Linked DNA regions of Homo sapiens: region 2 is linked to region 1. Evidence: chromatin loops called from intact Hi-C (ENCODE). Cell type or tissue: Caco-2. All regions are shown on one strand. Each heading gives the region's core, and the rest is flanking DNA. Links, peaks and the distances in the headings are about the cores only.

Region 1 (9,015 bases), core at 4,367-6,866:
TTAAATGATGAGACTCTACTTTGACCTTCACTCTTGTGGTTGGTGAAGATTAATAAACAGTAGTGAAACAACAAATCTGCCACAAGAGAACTGGCCTTTTGCCACTGTGAGCATCAGCATTTGCTCAGTCTTCAGAAACAGAACAATTTTCTGACTGGCATGTGACTTTAAGAATGGTTGTCAACTTGATTACTGGAAAGTGTCCCCTGAACTGAAAAGAACATCACAGCATAAAATTCTGCCCCTGCAGCTAAAATGGCCTGGCTGCTTCCTCACCAGCAGCTGATGCCAGGCATCCTTTTACTACACCTGCTAGGCAGCCAACTGGGGGAAGCTGCTAGTGCTGTCAAAACTACACAAAATGTTAAAGATAAAAGGATTAGGTGCTGTGTTCGAGAAGGGGTGGAGGATTCAGCACTATACAGAGGACACCTGGAATGATTTTTCAGGCTGGGGAATCAACGGGGAAGACTTAGTTGGAGTTATGTAGATTCCAAAGTAGAGGGTGGGGAAAGAAGTGTGGGAAGCAATTGGGCACACCTTTAGGAAAATCCTTTATCTAAACCTCTCATGGCTTCCCAGGCATCCTGCCAGTTTGGGGTGATCACATCAATATTTATAGCACACCGCGTCAGGGTGCCTATGTTCCCCAGCAGGGGCGATTAATATGTTATATCAACACCTATGACACGACACATTTTATTTCTGTCAACAAAGAAAGAGGTTTCTACTTTCTCTGTCAGCTGAATACCGAAACCTTTTATTTTGCACAATAAACCATCTATCGCTGCAGCTGAAAGATAGATGCTGAACTGCAGTCAATTCTTTAAATAGGTTTCTTCAACTGGCCAGGTGGCCTGTATCAAAAACGAGAAATTCTACTTTTGGTGGGAATAGGCAGACATGACGGGAGGCGTGCAAGGAAAGAAGTGCTTGTTATGGTTTTCAACACAGATATTTGGCACTGAACTGTATACGGCGAGGGAACTACGCAGGGTTTCTGTCCTCAAAAAATTCTGAAATAACGCTAATAAATATGACACATATGACATTAATCTTTTGAGATTATTCTTGAAAAAAATAGTAATATCAAAAGCCTACTCTATAATACTGAGTGACTAAAGGCAAGGGATGCAAAACAATATTTAGTATGCTGCAAATTATTAAAAATACTACGTGTATAGGTATGTATGTTTGCGTGTGTTTAGAGAAAGGCCAAGAACTATATCAATCTTTAACCATGGTTGATGCTGAGGATGTAATTGTGTGTACTTTTTATTTTCTGTGTTAGTTCCCATATTATAAAATACTCTATAATGTATATATATAAAAGATACCAACATAAAAATAAGAAATGCAGGGCACTTTATTTTTAAACAGTGCTTTCTTCTTAAGACATTGAGGTGCCAAGCAAGTGTTAATTTCTAGAATTATGATAAGATGGAAAAATGGATCCCTTGGAGTTCCATTAACAATAAAAACAGCTTTTGTAATTTCCCTCTTAAAAAAGAGAAAACAAGCCCTAGTTTCTTAGATAAGAGAGGAGCACAGTTTGATTTTTTTGTAGTGTGGAAATGAGTTTACTAAGAAATGAAAGTTGGTTGACCCAGGGCTGCAGATCATGCCACAGGTGTTGCTGAAGGTTTTCTCTGTAAAACTGAGTGGGCTGAGGTGAAACTGGGGCTATGGTTCTCCTGTTTGTGCTAGCTGATCCCATCTGAGTGCCGCATCACCACTTCCAGAAATGAGTATGCATGAACTCTTCATGATCCATAGGACTCTAGGCAACATATTCTTGGTATCTACTGAGTTTTTATCACTAATGTTAATGAAGAAATAGATTCTTTGGAGCTGTAAACATCATCAAAATATTCACAGAGTTAATGGGAACAGTTGATTGCAATACACATATACCAGGCCCAAAGTGAGTTCTTGTCCACTTGTCAGGCAAATTGACTTCTTCATAAAATGGCAAAATATTATCTGGCTTATGATTTCTGAAATTTGATAAGAAAATTATGATGGTGCTAGCTGGAATATTTATTAAGAGACTTGTTGTCAGTGTGTTACCTACATTATATCATTTAATTATTACAATCATCCCATTAGGTACATTTTTCTACTATGCCCATTTTGGAGCTGAAGAAAGAGTCTTCGATTAAGCAATTTGCCCACATTCTCACAAATAGAAAGTTGTGTTACAGGAACATAAATACAGGTTTCTTTCACTCTGAAGCCTTTCTGTCTGACACAGCAGATTATTATCCCAAAGACAAAGCTTATGCTTTCCAATAATTTATTCTGAGCATCTATTATGTTCTCAGCATTATTCTCTGTGCCATGGGAGATACAGTGCCCTGGCAATGTTTGACTTTGCCCTCAAATGTTTACAGTCTTAATAGACAAGGCAAATAAATACAAGTAAAACAATTAGCAAATAATTCAAAAGGCAATAATTAAGTGATAATAAAATAAAAACAAGTGACAGCATAATATCACATACAGAGTTTATATTTGAAGTCAAAAACATGGGTTTAAGCAAAGTTCTGTCACATGTCCATATGACTTTAGGCAAATTACTTAACTTGAATCTCGTTCTCTCTCTCTCTCTCTCAGGGATTTGTCTGTCTTTACTGGACTCATATCTGAGATATGAGAAGTTTGTGTGTAAAGCAAAAGGAACTATTTCACCCAATGTCTCTTCCAAATGCTGAGGCACATGCAGCACTGCTTGGATTCACCTCTGAGAGTTGACAACATTAAGACAAACCTGGAGCCAAGTGTACCTCTCTACTAGGAGGGTTCTAGTACCCACAAAGAGGCAGAGAAATAAAAGGCCTGATGCCTGGTGAAGTAGCTACAGAGCCACTGGGGAGAGCAACAGTGGGACCCAGGAAGCAGGTAAGAGACAGTGGGACCCAGCAGAGCGGGGGCAGAGCAGAGGTAGCACTTGGAAAGACACTATCAGAAACATACTAAACTTTGTGGGACTGGGGCAAGAGAAAAAATGAAATCAAGGTAACATACATCTAAATAATTAACATTTATAAGTAGAACTACTAGACTGCCAAATAAAATATGTTCTATCCTCCTGTCTTCATAAGATTCTCAGCTTGACAGCACTGGAAGTGGTTGACTCGCCTCTGGCCAATAGCCTGCAGCTCACCCACTTTTTTTTCTACCCAGGCTCTGCCCAACATTGCAGGTGGCCTCTCAGATACAATGTGAACAACCTAGCCTAAGTGCCTAAGCTCTTTTATAGACCCCACAAACAACTGCCCTGGGCTATCACTCAGGCTTATCAGTGTGTTTTCCCACAGACGGTGGGATCTTCCCTCAGAGGGACAGAATTGGGCAGGTAAGAGCCGGCAGGAAGGTGCTGCTTCTATAGCTGGCAGAATCCTGCAGGGAAGGTAAGTTATGACTGCAAACAGTCTAACCATTTGCAGGAATCTTTCGAAAACTAAAAGAAAGGTAAGAAGTCCTCAAAGCTAAACATTATGACAGGGGTTATTACACCTTTCACATTTGGTATAGATATTTTTGAGGCAACAACACACACAGAGTGCCTCTCGCCCATAAAATAACTCCAGACAAGATACTGAACATGATGAATAAGCATTTGTTAAAAAAATGCATAAATAGACAGAAAAAAAGCATGTGCTTGATCCAAAAGCCATTTAAATCAGAAGGAATTTTTAAAATAAAATCAAAATAAATGAGTGAATAAATAAATATTCAAAAGAAAGTTGAGGTATTGTCATTATCACCATTGTATTGTGAGTGACCAAATAAGCAAGATCAAGTCAAGAAACAAAATACTTATGGTGCAAGTCATGAATTCAAACATAAAATTAAAATATAAAAATCTTACTAATTGTCCATGGAATGAGAGGTAAGTTCTTTGGGCAACGGGTTTTCCAGGTGATTGTATTCTGCCAGTGCAGGCAATGCCTAAGAAACAGCACTTACAAGTGACTCTTAAGAGTTTTACAACAATGAGGCAATTCACACTAAACAGCACGAGCTTTATTTTTTTCAATTTTGGTTATTTAGTTATTATTTCATAATTATAGACTTAACTCTGCAATCCAGCAAGATGTGAAGGGGAATAAGGAAAATATGGAACCCAAAGAATTGCAGCAAAAGCACAAAGATACAGGATATTGCCAGCCTATGGGGTGGAGGGGTGCTCTCTTGAGCTACAGAAGGTATGGCCCAGTGGTTAAGATAAAACACAAGTCAACTTTATTAGAGTTTTCCACAGTCAGCAATGGTAATCTTGCTGGTCTTGTCATTCCTGAACCCAAAGCACTCCATGGCTTCCATGATATTCATGCTCTTTTACCTTGCCAAAGACCACATGATTGCTATCCAACCACTCAGTCTTGGCAATGCAGTGAAAAACTAGGCACTGTTTGTGTTGGGTCTGGTATTCTCCATGGACAAGATTCCAGGACCTGCATGCTCAGGATGAAGTTCTCACCATCAGATTTCCCGTGGTAGAGTGACTTGCTGCCAGTGTCATTAGGGTGTTTGAAATATCCACCCTGGCAGACAAATCCTATAATAATTCTGTGAAAGCAGGAACCCTTACAAGCAAAGCTTTCCTCTCCAGTGCTCAGAGCACAAAAGTTTTCTGCTTTCTTTGAAACTTTGAAAACAGCTTGAAGAGACACAGACTAAAGGTTTACCATAAGGCCACAATGTACAAGCATGGTGGGATTGACCATAGCTGATGACATGCGGCTTCGAGCAGTGGTGGCATCTGCAATGTCAAACAGCATGAACTTTGTATAAATCATGTGACTATAAATGTTTTGGTTGTCAAGTTTATTAGAGCTACTAGTTTTTCCAATCCATAGTGGAAAGGAAGTTATATGAAATGTAATCAAGCTAAGCAATCCTTTCTTGTATCACATAAAACAAGATAAAATAAAGAAAATTTTGTCTTTTTTATGTTAAAAAATAAACCCAGATTGTCTATCTCAAAAACTTGTTCTACCTTATCCTTGGAAGAATTCATGTGAAAAGACCTCTGGGAAAATTGATGACGGAAAACTTACACATTTTTAACACATTGCTCTCTTAACTAAGAGTTACTCCTTGGCAGCCTCAGAGTCTATAAGCAGATATCCTTTTCTTCTATATCAATTTGAGATATAATTTTATTGAGATTCCAACTCACTAGGATTTAAAATGAGACACTTAAGGAAACCAACAGATTCTTTCATGTCCCCAAATTACCTATCTGAAACATTATTTGCCATCAAGGACACTGACTCTGGGAAGTCATGGAGAAGGCTGGCCATTAGGTGATGTTCTCAGCAAGAAGATCACATGGGAGTAATTCCCTGACCCTCCTCTTCATGTTCAAAATAAACCAGCCATCGTTTCATCCTATGTGATCTTCCCAATATAAGCACTGCTAGAAATCCTGGCTTAACCATCCTGAATAAATTTAGCCTATGCAGCCATTCATTGTGTTAAATTCCTTTGCTTCCCTTTGCCTACCACATGTTTACCTTCACTGTGTGTTTTCTATTCAATATCAAAATGTTACTGAATTCATAACAGGTGCTGGTTGACCAAGAGCTTTTTCCATTTTTCTTCTCCCAGTGCCTCCAAAATCAAATGGTTTAAAAATATGTTGTTTCTATCAGTTACCACTAGATGGAGGTACAAATTTTGAAGTGCTACGTAAATGTTACTCATGCATTTCCTGAAAGGTAATGGTACAAAGTCACACATATTATTGTGTTCTTACAGGGCTATACATCCTACTGCCTTGTATAATGCTGAATCCACATACTATTTTAACTCATATTAAGGAAAATATACATATATATTATATATATAATATACCTGTATATGAATAATGGCAAGTCTAAAACTTGTGCATATATATATATACACATTGAAAGATTGAAAGGTCGTTAATAATGAGGTAACTGCTTCTCTGGCATGGTCATAGATAGAGAAAATTCATGGCATATTATTTTATTTGGAACACATTCAGTACTTGACAAAATAGAATAATGTTCGTTGAAATTAGACTGAAGTAAGGGATGTATCTAGGGGACAGTAGACAATAGGTTGAGAACCCCCATGTCTCCTTTCTGCTGCTGTGGGCTTCACATAGGCCTCATGTTTTCTCTGCACCACCCCCCCCAACACCAAGTCACTCCTTATAAAAATCTGCTTTCAAAATGCATCTGGCAGTCTTATTCACATTGAAATATAAATGATTAACATTGTGCTGTGTGCTACCCCATACAGGGAAATTGTTTTTAAATAGGGCCTATAATATTCTCTTGATCCCTGAAATTACTCATAAAGGAGGAACACCAGCCCATACAGAAATGCAGGAAGATTCTGATTTTCTTTTTCTTTACAGTGACATTTGGTACAATGCAGAAAGATGTCTCTAGGCGTGTGATGACTTGGAGAAGCGTAGTTAGCTGCATAATTTCTCAGCCTGGGGTGGCAGCTAGCAAGAGGGAAACTGCATTGACTGCAGCCCGTCAAGAAGAGAACCAGATGAGTCCTTGAGACCTGGGCATTCTGCTCCATGCAGGGAAAAACTAAAGCAAGGTGGGGACTGTGAACTGATAAAATGAGAAATGCAAACAAAAGGAAGACTGATATCTTTTACAGATCTGTGGGGGAATCTTAACTATCCTCCAAGTCTTCGACTATAAAGAAATCAAAATTCACATTATGAGGAATTGGAATTTTAAAAATGGGGCATTACCTAAAGGAGTCCTCAGTATTCATTCTACCTTCAAATATTTGGACTGATTAATTTGTTTTCCTTCTAATCTACGCTACCAATTTAGGAAATGTTACAAAATATCTAGAAAGAGAATTTCTAGAAGTTGCTTTCATTGCAGCAAATAAAAAATGGCAATCTTGGCAAGTTTGCCTCATAAAAATGTATAGCACTTTGATTCTGTACAGGAATGCCTTTTAATATAAATAGATGTCTGCTAATAACTCTGATTAGAAACACTTTGGAGAGAAGAAAATGGGAAGGATGGATCCCATTGACCTTTTTTCCATTTGTTGGGAAAATGCAAATGCCTATTCAGAGTTCAAGCCAGCATCAGTCTTTAATTGCCATGCAATTGTTCTTTAATATGGTTTATTATTGCTTTATAAACTATTGACAGTTTATTCGACAATAGGTTTTTGCCTTCTCTCTTATAGCAAATGTCTCATAAAACAAACAAGCATCTTTGAGACAAATAAGTTAATTACCTTTAACCTGAGACATTTACGTCCATGTGAGCATTAGTGTAATTGGTCAAATGAAAAGATGTGGGTTTATGGAAGCACTGAAAATAGCATGTTGATATATATAGTTTATATATATTCATAAGTTTTCCCAGGGGAAAAAAGCCAACTTAGTGAACTTTTCTACGACACCTGTATTTTATTCATTCACTTATTAAACAAAATTTGAGTAAGCATCTGCAAAAGGAAGGTTTTGTCAGAGTCCTCCCAGAGATTAGAGTCAAGCGTGGTAGATAACCCAAGGATAATGTATAAAAATTTACTTATAATATGGATGAGTACAATAAAGGAAACAGCATATTATGAGAAATTATAATAGGAAACTGGTTTAGTTGGGAGGAGCCACTCAAGGCATCTATGAGAAAGTGGCTTTTGAAGTAAAAATTCTAAAATGACCAGGAATTAGCTAGACAAACAAATCATGGGAACAGAGTCTTGAGCAGAAAGAATAGAACGTCAGAGGGTTCCAAGACAATAACGAGCTTGTCATACTGATAAAATAAAACTTTGCTCACTGAGAAAATGATGCCTCCTCTCCTTTTGGACTCTGACATGTAACATTGGGTTCCTGTTTCAGTAGGGTCCAAACAGAAAACTGATGTCATAAGGATGGTTTCAAATTTATAAACAAGTCAGCAGATTCTAGGAAAACACACACACACACACACAAATGTAGTTAACCTGGGGTTAGCAACCACAGAGCTATTACTATCTTTAGACCAAAGAGAACAATGGAAAAGTGTATAATACAACCTGACAGTGGAGCATCATGTAGAAAAGGCCACCTTGAGTAGAGCAATAACTTTCAGTCTACTGACATAGAGCTAGCTTCACAGTTAGAGAGTCCCACTCTCCTCCCTACCTCTCATTTTCTGCTGAGGCACTTCACTGAAAACCCCACCAGAAGCCAGAGGGAAGAGCCTCTCATAGTAGTCAATACAGCTCAGCCTCCCCAGGTGGCTAACGGAAAAGGTAGAAAGGGATACAGTTGAATCTGGAGGAGCAAATATAAATGCCTGGCACAGTTTGCCATTTCCACAATGAAGAAGGGGTGCCAGGAAGGCGGGTGGCCTTAAGATCAACCATATGCTCATGAAGCAGAAGAAAACTAGCAGCTTTCCATCTTAGCTTCCATTATTTTAACGAGTTTCCTCATCTCTATTATTTCTTTGCCCCCTTGGGTGATTCTACTTCTTATTAGCAAGATTGCTTTCATATTAGCTTCCAATCACACCACATGAGGATACAGAGACCTGATATAACTCTACTTCTCTGCAGGAGTCTCTACACCCTGTTTGCATACTCCTCCAAATTTATGCCTCTAGTATGGTTGCGAATATTCTCACCCATGATGTAGCATGAAATTCTCAGTCTACAAGGTGCATGAGATTTACCTGGTGAGCTTGTTGAAAGGCAAAACCTTGAACCCACCCCTCAGAAATTCTGAATCAGTTGGTCTGGCCTATAACCCTGGAATCTCTATTTAAAACAAGCATGATCTGTGATTCTCATGCATGTGCTTGAAGGAACACATGTTGAGAAACTCTTGGTATAGTTGCTCCACTAAAGACAGCATATTACTGATGATGCATTTCAGAAAAAAAATTAATGTATACAACAATATTTAAGAAAATAGAAATTTTGGTAAAAGCTATATGATGCCAAAAATAGAAACAGAACTATGCAGTGATTTGCTTAATTCACAAGTAAAACTAAAAG
Region 2 (9,015 bases), core at 2,629-5,128, 560 kb after region 1:
AGTGTTAAATTTTAAGAAACATTTACCTGCCCCACTAAGTTTCTCTGTATCCAGGCAATAAGCTATGAGGTAATGTCATCTTTACTAGGAGATGCACCTTACCTACAATGCAAGGCATTGTTTAAAAGCTGCATCTAAAAACTTTTCTTAGAAGTCAAATCATACAGTGATTAAACTAGAGTTCTTTATATAAAGAAGCCCTTTTGTAAAGAGAAAGTGTTTTTTAAGTGATCCACTTGTCCCTAATATTTTCTTTTAGTTTCAGAGACAAAGTTTCCTTTTAATGGTGCACATATTTACTTCTCAAGCTCATTAAAAAGTAATCAAGAAATGGAAAAATCATTAACTTTACCTTCCCATTACTCCACTATCCCCTCTTCAAAGACAAGCTTCATGTCCAATGACCAATCTCATGATAGTAACACAACCAAACTTTCTTTTTAAATGACTTGCATCTCTTGTACAGAATTGGGCAGCCAAGACTGCCCACAGCAATGGGGTGGGGGTGGGGGCAGCATCTCCACGGCTCTTGGGAAGAGTGAGTGAAGGTTCAACCTTGGAAAGGCACCAGCCAGGACGCCTCAAGACAACAGGTAAACTGGCTTCTCTGGGCCTCCACCTCCCAACGACAGAGAAAGCAGTAGCCTCTCATCTTTCCCAACCTTTTTATTTCCACTTGTGCTTAAAAGAACATTGCATGCATTTGAAGTCAAGTTTCTGGAGGCAATTTTCAGCACTATGAGAAAAGGATTAGGATAAAATGGAATCCAACAGGTAAATCCCCAAATACAATATTGAAATTTACCCCTTCTTGTCACTGCTAAAACTGGCAGCCTCCTCCACTACTGCTTGGAGCTGGCTGCAGACTCCAGAGCACCTTCCAAATAAAGCAAAAACCCTCAGATATTTTCAATGAAAACAAAACCCCACAGTATATAAAATCAATCGTTTTAGATCCAACTCAACCATAGGTAACATAAAAGGATTGTGGAGTTTTTTTGTTTTTTATTCTTTAAGAAATGATTTTTTCTCTCTCAAGTGCAAAGTGGTTTCAGATCCAAGATGCAGAAAATTAAACCTCTTCGAAAAGGTTTAAAAGCTCAGGTTTAGCACTGCCTCAGCAAATGTAGTGGACGTTATGCTTTAGAAACCAAAAGAGTGTCCAAACACATCTGTACATTTTAAAAAGGTACTTTCAAACAACCAGGAAAGATGTCTCTTGCAGTGTAAGACAGCATATTATTTGGAATATGTATAAGGGAGTTTGATGACAGTGTTGGTGGATTTTGAGTGAGTAGAAAGGGAATCAGCTGATGCGTTTTAGATGCAAAGAAATGTCACAGATTCAGGCCTCCAACACAATGGAAAAAAAATCCTTAAGGTAAAGTCAGGCATATTTATAGCCATTTGGGCAGACCAGCATCAAGCCTGTTTAGGAACATCATACTTCTTTTTTAATGTTATTGGTTTTTCATAGAAATATTCATATCTTCTTGTATATAACCTATTAACTGGATTCAAAATCCTTTTGGCAACCATTCCACAAACAAGCTCTGGTAGGAAACAGCACACACCACTAAGAAAATGCTCAGGTTTAAGATGAAAGACTCTTAGAATGGTTCTATTTTTTATCACCAATACCCAAAGATTTCCCTTTGACAACTCAAGGTCCTAAGGAATTACTGTTCCTCTCCCTCCCATAAACCCTCATCCCCAAACTTCTTCACACTGACTGATAACTGTTTAGAATAAAAACAGATGGAGGAGAAGAACCCCATATCATGATTTTGGGTCCAACATTTGCTCCTTCCCCAAACCCACTCCCTAGCTAGCGCCTGCACTTTCTTACATGGCTGGAAAGTCCATCATCATTCGTAACTCTCTACTGAGTTCCCCAGCCCAAGCAGCACCCCAGCACATACTGACCCACCGTTCATGCCACTGTAGACATTCCGGTGATGGGGTGACCCGTCCTCCTGTGCCTGCCGTCTGAGGGTGCCCTCCCTGCTGCCTCCGCCGCTGCCTCCACTTCCTCCACTGCCTCCTCCGTGTTTGTGATCAGGGCTCCCTCCATAATGTTGTTTGAGGTGCTCCGGGCTGGTGCCCCTGGCTCTGGGGAGATGCTCTAGGCTCCCCCCAAGAGCGTGTTTCTGAAGATGCTCCGGGCTCCCTCCACTGTGCCTGGCGTGTTCAGGGCTGCTCCCTGACCGGTGCTTCTGGAAGTGTTCCGGGCTCCCACTCAGCACGTGCTTGGGCAGCGTTTCGGGGCTGCTCCCTGGATGCGGGTGCCTTTGCTGTTCGGGGCTGCCCTTGCACAAGGGTTTGTGGTGCTCCGGGCTAGGTCCTTTGAGTGCTTTGGGGCGATCTGGGGTTCCACAGGCTCTGGGTTTCTGTGGATGCTCGGGGCTGGCGCTCCTGTGCTTGGAGTGCTCCGGGCTGCCCTCGCTCCGGGGCTTCTGCAGGTGCTCCGGGCTGCCACTGCTCGCGTGGTGCTTGTGGTGGTCCGGGCTGTCAGTGCTGCCAGTGCTGGAGGTGCTGCTGCCGTCACCCACATCCCGCACGTAGGGTGCGGTGGAGGCTGTGAGTTGGCACAGGCTGGCCTGGCTGTCGATGGAGCAGCGGCTGCCTGCGCAGCCTGCACCCTTCTCCTCATCTAGTAGCACACAGAGCTCCTTGAGCTCCATGTTCTCCTTCACCACTTCCTCCTGCTTCACCTCCAGGTCTTTCAGCTTCTGCAGGTATAAGGCCACTTCCTTGTGCATCACCCCGGCAGTGTAGCGACCCAGTCTCTGCCACTCCCGAGACACCCTCTTGCCTTTCTGCCGGTCATCATCCAGGAAACAGCAGAGGTCCCTCAGTTCCTGGTTGTCTTCCTGGAGTTTCTGGTTGATATCCTGAAAAGAGAGACACAACCATTCAAGGGAAGTACACATCTGAGGTGTCAGCAGGCTCAGACTTCCTGGAAAGGGAGAGCCTGTAACTGGTGAATTACCTGTGAGGTTAGGGGAGGAGGTGAGGGAGTAGGAGGAAGCTGAAGATTTGTAGCTGTCCATAAAAATTAAACTAACTTAAGTATCAGTTCTATCCCTGCACAATACTTTACTTGCATTATGTCATCTAATTTTTACCCAAACATTTAGGGGATAATAATTAGTATGGCCATAAAAATTAAACTAACTTAAGTATCAGTTCTATCCCTGCACAATACTTTACTTGCATTATGTCATCCAATTTTTACCCAAACATTTAGGGGATAATAATTATTATGGCTCTTATACAGAAGAGGAAATCGGACCTCACAAAGCTTCACTTGTCCAAGTTCATCTGGTCAGTAGTTAGGGAGCAACCAGTTCATTATCAAGAAATCAGTCACTAGATAAAAACAAGGCTCCCCTGCCTCACCCTCAAGAAAGAAAAATAACTGCTTGTGACCTGTGAAATGCTTAAAAGCCCTGAGACAACAGACCTTTCAACAGAGTAAACAGCAAGCACTGCTTAGATCTTCAGCCCTGACATGGAATATGCAGCCCCAATTCCCCTGGTAGGGAAAGGCACAATTGCCCTCTAGTGGCATTTCAGCCCTGCACATCCAACCCCTACTTGCCACACCCACCTGAACATCTCCCAGGCATCTCTCACTTATCTCAAGCAACCTGAGCCTTAAATTAAGAGACCTCTCTCCCCAAACTGCACCTCTCAGCAAATGCCCCCTCTTTCTGTTCCACTGTTCTTTATATGAACCTGGGGTCATCCCTGGCATCTCCTTCTCCTTCAACCTTCCATTTCAAAACCAAACAAGGCTTTGGAGCTCTACTTCCAAAATTTAGCTCATCTTGTCATTCCCATGTTTGAAATCCTTTAATCTCATGGCCCTTAGGATACAATGCAAAATCCTTTAAGTCACACAAGGCTCCAGGTACATTGATTCTGCCTACTTCTCCTGCATGAGTGATGATTCACTTGCTTGTTCACAAATACTCAGTAAACATCTATTACTGTACCAGGTACCAGTCCAGGTGGTAGGGATATATCAGTGGACACAGCAAAGACCCTGACATGGTACAGCTTTTATTGTGGTGGGAAAGACTGGCAAAAAACACGTATAGAGCATAACGTCATGCAGTGAGAAGTTCTGGAAGGAAAATTGAAGCAGGTTAAAGAATACTCTTTTTCAAGAGAAGATACCGCTACAGAGAAGGGAAACATTTGAGCAGGCACCTGGGTGGAATGAAGGAGCCAACATTTGAGTGAAGATGATCCCAGGCAGGGAGAGGGCAAGTAAAAAGCCCTAAGACCAGCATGAGAGCAAGAGCTCAAGTACAGCGAGGTGAGCATGTCTAAAGAACAGAGAGCAAGTCAACGGACATGGGAAAGGGGGTCTGAGAGGCATCAGGGCCTAGAATATGCATGGCATGGTCAGCGACGGGAAAGGCTTTGGGTTGTTAGGGAGCTGAGGATAGAGGAGTGACATTACATGATTCCTTTTGCAAAGAATCTCCATAGTTGTGTGGAAAACAGACTGACTGGGGTAGGGGAGGAAAGAAGGGAGGGTCAGGATAAAGTGGAAGCTGCAAGATTAACAAGTAGGCTCCTGGGCTGGTCCAGGTAGAGGGAGATGATGGTGGCTTGGACGTGTGGTAGCAGTGGAGAAGGTGGGAACACCCCTCCTCATCACACACTGAGGCTGTGTTTCAGGTCCTCAAAGGGCAAGGCCTTTCCCTCTCACCTGGAATGCTCTCCCCAGCCTTCTAGACAACCATCAGGTCTCATTTTATAAGTCACTTCCCCATAGACACCATTCTATAGAAGGTCCACCCCCAATCTATGGTCTACCATCATCCCTCAGACTTACTGCAATTTGTAAGAAGAAATGTGTGAGTATGACCATTCATTCTAGACTACATCTTCTCTAGAGTCACAAGAACAGAGACCTCATCTATGTACTTCTGTGTATGGAGAACACAGCACTCCCTGCGCAAATACCTGAAGCCAAGGAATTTTTAAGATGACTAGTAGAGTTCCCACCTATTCTCCATTTATGCATACAGTCAAGGAGCCAGCAGTTCCTTGAGGCACTGTAGTTTGGTAAGGATGAAACAGGGGCAGCTACAGGGCTGCTACCTAAGATTTCACTGCTTCAAAAAGCCTGAAAAATCTTTGGTCTTGCGAACCGATCCAGAACTAGAGGTACTCAGAAAGGGGGCTGAATTCACTTACACTCAGGCTGATTTCAACACTGCCCTTAACATAGACTAAAAAACAAATTATAAAACACCTGTCAACCACATCCTCCACTTCCTAAAGTCATGGGAGTGAATTTGTGGGTATTAGGAAGAAGCTTATGCAGCTTAGTTTCTAACTCCAGTTCTAATTCTTGGCATCACCAACAACTCTGTTCCTTTGCTTCTAATTCCCACCTCTCCTTTTTGCTTCTCGTTGCCACTTTCTGTTTTCAGGCCTGACCTTTGCCAACAGCCTCCCAGGCAGCCTCCCTGCCTTTGTTTGCACCATCCACTCCTTCCCCTCACCCACTAGAACACAAGCACTCCTCAATCAGACCTTCAAAAATACTCCCTGCTATTCATGACATAAAGATGGCAACAACAGAAACTGGGGGCTCTTAGTGGGGTAGGAAGGGAGGTAAGGGTTAAAAAACTATCGGATACTATGCTCAGTACCTGGAAGATGGGATTAATCATACCCAAAACCTCAGCATCACACAGTGTACTCTCCGAATCTAAAATAAAAGTTGAAATTTAAAATAAACAAAAAACAACAACACCTGGGTTCAATGGCTCATATCTGTAATCCCAACACTTTGGGAGGCCGAGGTGGGCAGATCACTTGAGGTCAGGAGTTCAAGACCAGTCTGGCCAACGTGGTGAAACCTGTCTCTACTAAAAATACAAAAATTAGCCAAGCATGGTGACACGTGCCTGTAATCCCAGGTACCCAGGAACCTGAGGCAGGAGAATTGCTTGAACCAGGGAGGAGGAGGCTGCAGTGAGCCAAGATCACGATACACTACAGCCTGGGCAACAGAGTGAGACCTTGTCTCAAAAAAAAAAAAAAACACCAAAAATACCCCGTGCATGTTTTGCCTCTCCTGTTTATCAATCCCCATCACCTTTCCTTTGCCAGGGAAAATGAATAAGACCCTCAGCCAGGCCTGAAAGGCTGTCCCTTGCCTTTCCACCTTTAGTTGCCAGCTAATTATGAGCTATGATTACGTCTGTGCATTCCAACTAGAAAATATCATCTTCTACCCCATATGAACCTAAGAGGAGAGATTCCTCTGAGAAGTTTCCCCCGGCACAGAAAAGTACCCATGAATGAATGAATGAAGTAACTTTCCCACTCACTGTTTAAGGCCTGTATCACACTCTAGCTAGAACAATCACTAGACATCAATTTTTTCTCCTTTCTAATGTGGACATCTTAGCTTCTGGAGAGCAGGGTCTATTCCAAAAGTCTTTCTTTGAATATGCAACATATCTGGCATGGTGCCTTGCATACAGTGGACACTCAATATGTGTTTATGGACTGATCAACCATATAAAGCTCCAGGCCTCTGGCCAAAACAGGCTACAGCTATAGCTACTGAGAAGAATTTCTTATTGTTTTCAGCAAGCACTAGCTATGTCAGAGCCTACAGTAGTAAGAAAATAAACTATCCCTTGATACTGATGCTTTACAGGAAATCAGAAGCTGTGGATATTTGGAGAAAACAATAACAAAGAAAATTAATCTTTCTAAGCTCCAAAAATTATTCAACATTTAGTTTAATCCTGGCATTTGATAGAAAGCTCAAGTCATGTTCTCTTTCATCTAAACAAATTTTCATAGGAAAATACTTCCCTTTGACTATGCTACAGCTACTTCTGATTTCTCTAGAGCTGGAAAGTAAACAGGACTGGTGCTACCCTCGGCTTCACGGAGCTAATGCCTTTTCCAAAAGGAGTGAAACATACACTTCTCAGCACTCCAGATGGAGTAGATAGGAGTGAGTATTGGCCCACTCCCATTTCTATATCACAGTTCCCTCTTTCTATTATTAGTTTTCTTGAGAATATTATTTACTATTCAGTTCTGAGCTATTTCCTTTGCCTTCTGATGAACAGCTAAGCAGCCAGCTTGATAATAACCTTGTGATCCAGCTTCTTCAAATCTGCCTCACTAAGACTTGGGCTTTCTTTTGCAAAACACTAGGTGTCCTTTTAACATTGCCACCGGCCACCAGAAATTATCCAAGTGTCTAAGTGGACTTTTAAAAGGTTAAGTCCACTTCGTAGCACACCAACCAAAATTTCAATCTTATGCCTGAAGACTATCAAGTACTGTATCTACAGTTAAATAATTGTTTTAATTTGTTATTTTGCTTCACTGCAGAGCAGGGTGGTGGGCGGGTCGGTGGTTGGGTTAGGAACCAAGGAGGGAAATTAATGCAATGAAGAAAACAAATCTACAGAGATTCATCCCGAATCAGCCCCCAACTGGGATACTGGGTCAGAGCAGCCTGAAGTGTTGGTATATGCTCAGCAGTCCAAAGACATGGTTCTCAGGAATCCAGTTCCTTACAACATAACCCTAACTAGAATCTCCCTCATCCACCCCTTCCAGGACCACACATTCTAAGCAAAGAATGTCAACTAGCCAAAAGAAAAGGAAAGCAGGCCGATTTTGAACACTTTATGTCTGTGTGACCTTGAGAAAACTATCTAACTTCACTGGGGTTTCTTCATCTATGGTATATTTCATCCTCATAAAACCTCATGTGGAATTAAAATCCCCATGAGCAGATGAGAAAACCGAGAGACAGAGAGTTTAACAATTGGCCAAAGCTGCCCAAATTATCAGAATCCAAATTCTTTATCTTTCCACTTCTCAGGGCCCCTGCACTGCCCTGCCTCCCAAATATCTAAACACAAACAAGTCAATCAGTGCTAGGACCCGGCCACAGGCCCCTGAAAAGTAAAGAACTGATGCTGCCATCTCCTGTGTCCACAGCTACAATAACACCTGGTAGCCTTACAAATATTTAGATGCAATTTCAAAGTCAGCTCATAGAAAGAGGCATAAAAAAGAAAATGTATTATGGTCTTAATTCCCCTACATTTATAGTTCTCAACTGAGAATGCCAAGCCCTCAGACGCTCCCCCACGCCCTTAACAAAAAAAAATACTTCTTTTCTTCCAGTTAAGCCAAAATAAATATATGTACCCATCATTTATTCAATCAACCACATTTATGGATTACTATGGTGTCCAAGGAAGCTCTGAGCCAAAATAAAAAAGAGAAGGGAGAAGGCTGGCCTCTCCAAAGAGTAAAACCACAGCACACCCAGGGTGGGCCAGAAGCCTGGGAGTCCGCTCCTTGCAGCAGCCCAGGGATGACATGAGAAGAGTAGAAGCTGCATCAGAAAGCAACCTGCCCCCATCATTTCTGAACTTGATAAGGAAGTAGACTGGCAAGTCTTTTAATGCCAGGTCATGAATCTAGATCACAAGGAGACTTTCTTACTTGGGTGTACGGGCCTTTAGCTGACCTAATAGCTACTTCTCTACATGAAGCTACTGGAATGAAGCCCAGGCACTCTACCAACCCACTCTACCATTCCCCTCCCCTACCCACACACAGACATCACACACAGTCAATCCACATAACCTAAAGGAACTTTCAAGTGTTTCTGAGCTATTATTTTGATGCTCCATACTATTAAAACATTTAATAATAACTCTTCCAACTCTTCTAAATCACACTATTGTTCAGACCATGGAAGAAACTCAAATTAGAGGATGACAAACTAATGCCCCCTTGTCCAGCTCTGCCTAAGAAACCAAAATCTTGGGGACACACAGCCATAGATTTGTAAGTCCTTTCCTGATGACAGTAACTACCATTTTATAGTCAAGTATTAAACCTTCCCCTACATAATCATAACTTATTGCCATAACACCCTCAGAAAGTTATTATCATTGCATTGTATTGGTGAATAAAAGGAGGATCTGAGAAAGT

Evidence for each region. A loop is a pair of places that touch in the nucleus more often than their neighbours do. Peaks named below come from ENCODE experiments on the same cell type or tissue, not always from the same donor. Only the 100,000 strongest peaks of a DNase experiment are listed, where the experiment ranks them.
Region 2: it touches region 1 in a loop (12-fold over the local background); 83 of 110 quality-filtered maps call a loop at or near these places.

The regions. Positions count from the first base shown.
Region 1 is chr2:56,746,018-56,755,032 of GRCh38, reverse strand. It overlaps the pseudogene PPIAP63. Among named protein-coding and RNA genes, the nearest start is that of CCDC85A, 570 kb to the right of the region's middle. In Caco-2, for the core only: a CTCF peak has its summit at 5,697 (motif pointing right); no DNase peak of the experiment used is centred there.
Region 2 is chr2:56,186,356-56,195,370 of GRCh38, reverse strand. It overlaps CCDC85A (coiled-coil domain containing 85A), which reads right to left. Exons shown (of 6, transcript NM_001080433.2): 2 at 1,931-2,894. Among named protein-coding and RNA genes, the nearest start is that of CCDC85A, 6.9 kb to the right of the region's middle. In Caco-2, for the core only: a CTCF peak has its summit at 3,599 (motif pointing left); a DNase peak (open chromatin) is centred at 3,540.